Linked DNA regions of Homo sapiens: region 1 is linked to region 2. A link is a contact called in ENCODE Hi-C data. All regions are on one chromosome and are shown on one strand. Each heading gives the region's core, a stretch centred on a gene start or an enhancer-like site at or near the end of the contact. The rest is flanking DNA. Distances are from core to core; before and after follow the strand shown.

What was found. Hi-C counts contacts between places; a loop is a spot of excess contacts on that map. Pooled maps may share reads with other maps.
Region 1: a loop to region 2 is called in a pooled map, with 10 times the contacts of the local background. The contact joins the promoter of PARD6G here to the promoter of CTDP1-DT in region 2. A Hi-C loop is called at or near these places in 8 of 50 pooled maps.

What each region holds. Positions count from the first base shown.
Region 1 is chr18:80,246,067-80,248,766 of GRCh38, forward strand. PARD6G (par-6 family cell polarity regulator gamma) reads right to left here and starts at 1,448. Exons shown (of 3, transcript NM_032510.4): 1 at 1,211-1,448. The coding sequence starts at 1,282. RefSeq lists enhancers at 1-87, 88-587 and a silencer at 1,614-1,673.
Region 2 is chr18:79,678,423-79,681,122 of GRCh38, forward strand. It overlaps CTDP1-DT (CTDP1 divergent transcript), which reads right to left and starts at 1,323. Exons shown (of 5, transcript NR_136643.1): 1 at 972-1,323. It overlaps CTDP1 (CTD phosphatase subunit 1), which reads left to right and starts at 1,381. Exons shown (of 13, transcript NM_004715.5): 1 at 1,381-1,839. The coding sequence starts at 1,526. RefSeq lists enhancers at 506-1,013, 1,014-1,522.

The DNA of each region.
Region 1 (2,700 bases), core at 198-2,697, 570 kb after region 2:
GGGCTGTTGGACTTGCCTCCCCAGAGACAGGGGAGGGAACACCCGCCCTGCGCCCAAGATAGGCACACAGTTAGGGGTGCGGGCTCCCACTCCGCCGTTAGGAGCCTTTCCCACAACTCTGAGAACCGGGGTGCGAAGAAAGAAAGGGCGAAAGGGCCGCTCAACTCCCAGAGAGTAGCCAGCGAAAGACTCGAGGGGCCCCCTCCCGCAGGACCCCGAACAACTGCAGCACCTCCTCAGCCCGCGGGGTCCACCAAGGAGACCCTCACAAACAATAGCATCTGCGGCGAAGGAACCACCCCCGCAAAGGGCAGAAGCGCCAGATCCTACCAGCCAATTACCCAGACGCGCATCGCGACCCGCAAGTTCGGGCACGCTCCGCCCGGGCGCAGGCAGCGGGAGGGGCCGGGCACGCCCGTGGGGGTGGTCTGGGTACGGGTCTGATCCGGGGGCGCGCTCGGGAGGGGTCTGGGTCTGAGCCGGGGGCGCGCCCGGGGGAGTGGGCTGGGTCTGGGGCGGGGGCGCGTCCGGAGGTGGGGGAGTCTGGGGTGGGGGCGCGCCCGTGGGGGTGGGGTGGGGTGTCTGGCCCGGGGACGCGCCCGGGGAGGCGTGGTCTGGGTCTGGGCCGGGGGAGAGCCGGGTGCGTGCTCTGGGTCTGCGCGGGGGAGCGCGCCTGGTGCCTAGATGTTTGGTACCGAGCGGGTGGGGGACGCCGGGCTCGGAGCCGGCGGCAAGTCTCCTCCTGGCAGGTAACAAGCCTCCTTTGCAGCCTTGAAGGCGCCTTGGCCAGGGCCATCCCACGGCCCGGGCCCCCAGAGCCCCCCCACGGCCCCGAATCCGAGCAGCCCCTGGCCCTCAACTCGCCCCGGAAAGGCCGCCCTCCCCTCCAATGTGTGGCGCGCCCCGATCGCCTCTCACTCGTGGAACAAAAGAGCAGCTCCCGCGGAGCGGGTCCAGAGTCTGCCCGGACTGTCCGATGGCCCTCGGCCCTCTGAGCGCCGCGGCTGCCGGGCTTTGTGTCCGCGCGGGGGGCGGGAAGGACGGCCGGGGTCCCCAGTGCGCGTCCCGCGGAGCGGCGCGCGGCGCCCGAACTGGAAAGTTGTCGCCGGCGCCTGTCGCCTCCACGCCGCCCCAGTCCCCCTCCGCGGGGCGCCCCATTCATTAGCCAGGAGACTGGGCGCAGGGCCGCCGGGGCGGGCGGGGGGCTTACCTTGCTCTTGACTTCCACTGCGCTGCAATCGTAGAATCGCAAGGTCTGAGACTTGTGAAAACTTCGGTTCATGGTTTCGGCCCCGGTCAGCCTCGCCGTCGCCCTCGCTCCTCAGGGGCCGCAGAAAGACTCCCGGGGGCGGCGCCCCCAGGCCCCGGCCCCGGCCCCGGCCCGCGCTCGCTTGGCCGGCGGGCTGCTCCCGGTGCTGCGGGCCCGAGCTGGGCTGGCCGCGCGCCTCAGGGACTCCAGGGGCCGCGCGCGGGAGGAGCGCGGGGGACGCCGGCGCGCGCCGCCCCACCTCCCGGCGCCCGCGCCCGCGCCCCGCCCCGCCCCCGAGCCCCGGAGGACCCGCCCATATCCCCGCCCACAGCCCCGCCCCGCGCTCCGGAGGACCCGCCACACCACGCCCCCACGCTGCAGCTCCGCGTCGGATCGCCAGTGGGTGCGCGCCCTCCTGTCCACAATCCCAGAGCCTGGGGAAAGGAGCATCGCGGCCAGCCCAAGGCGTCTCGTTTTGATTGCCTCCACCGAGCAACCTAGGATAGGGGTTGATTTTTGCCATTGTTTTGGGTAATATTCAAGTGAAGAATGCTAACGAGAACCACTGGAGACCTGATCCCAAAAGGCATCACCTGTCAGTACTAATTGTCAAGTTGCTGATGGCCTGGGAGAAGGGTTTTATCAAATAGGCTTAGAGCAGCCTGGCCAATACGGTGAAACACTATCTCTACTAAAAATACAAAATTAGCCGGGTGTGGTGGGGGGGGTGCCTGTAATCCCAGCTAATGGGGAGGCTGAGACAGGAGAATCGCTTGAACCCGGGAGGCGGAGGCTGCAGTGAGCCGAGATCGCATCACTGTACTCCAGCCCGGGAGGCAGAGCGAGACTCCGTCTCAAAAAATAAAAAATAAAAATAAAGGCTTAGAGGGCTTTATTAGATAGCCTATCTCTAGGGAGAGGATCAGAAGCACCTGCCTGATGCGAAAGGAGACTTTTTCTAAGGCAGCTAGAAAAAGAGAACCTGTTAAGACAAAGAATCAATTACTAGCAGCATCAATGAATATTTACCAATCAAGAGGCCTCTGAAACGGGCTTGCTGAAACCAAAGATACAATCCTTGCCCTTGAGGAATTTGTGATGAAGTTCAGAAGACAAGACAGTTTTTAAAAAATCATTTTGAAGTATACTATGAATTGTAATCTACAAGCCATATAATTATAAATCTCACCATACATTCATTGCAAAAGAAACCTGCAGAATATAAAGAAGTGAAAAAACCTGTAAAAATTACCTGTAGTCATGCTACTCAGCAATCAACTGTATTAACCTTTGGTGTATTTTATTTTCACTTATTTTTCTGCATATATATTTGTATATTTTACAAAGTTGTGACCATGCTGTTTATCTCGTTTTACAACTTGCACTTTTCACCTTGTGCTATATAATGAACTTTTTCTTCTTCTAAAAACAGGATCTTGCTATGTCGCCCA
Region 2 (2,700 bases), core at 73-2,572:
TCACAAACAAGTTCCTATTAGTCCACTCCCTGGCCCCCTTTTTTGCCTTTAAAATCCACTGTTAACTGCTAATCGGAGTACACATTCAGGGCGCCTTGAATTTGTGCTCAAGTGTGGCCCAAATAAACTCTCTACTTAGAGAAACTGTGTCTCCGCTCGTTTTCAGGCCGACAGTTTCCAAAATGTTAGTATTCAGCCTAACATGAGAAAAGTCACCATATAAAAGTGAGGGGGGAAAAGCAAATACAGGATAATCTCAATTGTATATAAAATTTATATACGTAAGGACAAAGATACATAGTAAAAAAAAAATTCTGGCAGGTATTAAGGCTGAAAAAATTAAAACAGTCCAGAGCGGTCTGGCTCAGGCCAGCCTGGGCCTGCCGAGTAGCTGGGACCTCAGCCACCGCGCCTGGCTAAGTATTAATGAATCTGTTTTAGAGATAGGGTCTTGCTACGTTGCGCAGGCTGGTCTCCAACTCCCAGGCTCAGGTGATCCGCCCGCCACAGCCTCCCGAAGTGCTGAGCCTCCCAAAGTGCTGAGACTACAGGCCTGGCCGCCCGCCCGCCAGCTTAATTCACGTAAATTCCAGACAAACGTAGAAAGTGGCTCCTTTAGTAAGCCACTTGCGGCTGCTGCTCATCAGGGTTCGCCTGGGGCCACTGAGACCACGCGCCGGTGCCCGCCCTCCCGCTGCGGTCCGATTTTCTGAACCAACCAGGCGCTTCCGGGCGCCTTGCCCCAGACGGGCCCACCGCCTGCGCGGGCCGAGGGCGGCGCACCTGCCCCTGCGCTTCCGCATCGAAGGTGAGGTCGGAGGAAGAGAAGACCGCAACCCCCAAGCTCCCGCGGCGTGGGGTCCGGGGGGGGACACGAGGCGGGGCCACCAGGACGCCGACAGCCTCACGTCTCTGGGCCCGCGGCGCGCAAGGCATGCCGGGACCCGTAGTCCCGCGACGTTGCGACTCACAGTGCGCGATGGGAGTGGAGGAGAGCGGCTCGCGGTGCATGCCGGAACTCGTAGTCTCGGGATGCTGGGTCTCAGCGCGTGATGGGGTAATGGCACGCAGGCCTGCGTTGAACGCTGGGACTCGTAGTCCCGCCATGCTCTGTCCGCGGTGCACGCCGGGATACGTAGTTCCGAGCGCGCCAAGACCGTCACTGGGACTGGGCGACAGCGGCCCGCGTTGCATGCCGCTGCTCCACGGTGCCGGCGCTCCGAGGAAAAGTAGGTAGGGCTCAGGAACGCAGTTCTTCACGGCCGGCACGCAGGGTTGGTCCCAGGACGGAGCCGGCTCCGGCCCCGCGCGGCGCTCGTATTTACACGCGCACGTACGCACGTACGCGGCGCCCTTGCGTGACGTCACGCGCCCTCCAGGAAGTCGGCGCGGGCTAGGCGACGGGTGGAAGCCGGTACCGAGAGGAACTACAGCGTCGCCGCCTGGGTTGTGTCGCCGCGGTAGGCGCTGCGCTCTGAGCGCAGCGCAGGCCCCGTACCGACCGCCCGCCCGCCCTCTGTCCGCGATGGAGGTGCCGGCCGCGGGTCGCGTTCCTGCCGAGGGCGCCCCGACGGCGGCTGTGGCCGAGGTGCGCTGCCCGGGGCCCGCGCCGCTGCGCCTGCTGGAGTGGAGGGTGGCGGCGGGCGCGGCCGTGCGCATCGGCTCGGTGCTGGCCGTGTTCGAGGCCGCCGCCTCCGCGCAGTCCTCCGGGGCCTCTCAGTCCCGTGTAGCCTCCGGGGGCTGCGTGCGCCCCGCGCGGCCGGAACGCAGGCTGAGGTCGGAGCGCGCGGGCGTGGTGCGGGAGCTGTGCGCGCAGCCGGGCCAGGTGGTCGCCCCAGGGTGAGTGTGCTGAGCCGGGCGGGGCCGAGGGCGGGCGGCTCCGGGGAGGGATCCTGGAGGACCCCCGGGCTGCTGCGTCCGCGGTGGGCAGGGGCGCCCCTGGTGAGGGAGCGATAAAGCGGGACGCAGGCACTGCGCTTCTCCCCTAAAACTGGATAGTCACCACCTGTGGTTTTACCAACGGGGAGCATTTTGAGATAAAAGGAAAGGGTCCTGCGTAGCGACACGAAGTTACTGTTTGGAAAAGCTATGTTTGTTTCTTTCTTTCTGCAGTGATAGTCCCCGCCCCTTCCTTTAGCTCCACCTTTGTGACTTAGGAAAACTCATGGGTGGCTGTGAGCACAAGAGTCATCAGGCAGGCTCCAGACCTGTTATTGAAATATAAACTGTTGGGTGTGTGCACATCTTTAAATTTTTGTAAACTTTGTGAAACGCAGTTGTAAAACCTGGTGCAGTTCTGTTTCGTGGCTAAGGAACGGGCGGAACCCAGGCCTGCAGCGAAGGCAGTAGCCCCGTGGTTGACCACAGTGGGCATTGTCGCAGGCTGCTTCAGGGTGACGTGGGCGTTGTGACAGACTCCACAGCTCTCAGTAGCTGTGCTCTGACCCCAGAAGGGGATATGTTTCCGTAGCACCGAAGTGTCCAGCCATGTTTGAATCTACCCTTGTGTTCTGGGATGGGCGGGCAAGTGGACACGCGTGTGCGCCTGGCTCTGGTAGTTTTGATTGTGAGAACAGAAACTCCAGGGAGAGGTGGACACTCCAGCCCGCAGTGGGCCGGGCGTGAGCTCCCTCTGGGAAAGGTGCCGCTCCTTCTGGGGATGCCACTCTCTTCCCTCCTCGGCAGCCGCGGCTCCTCGTC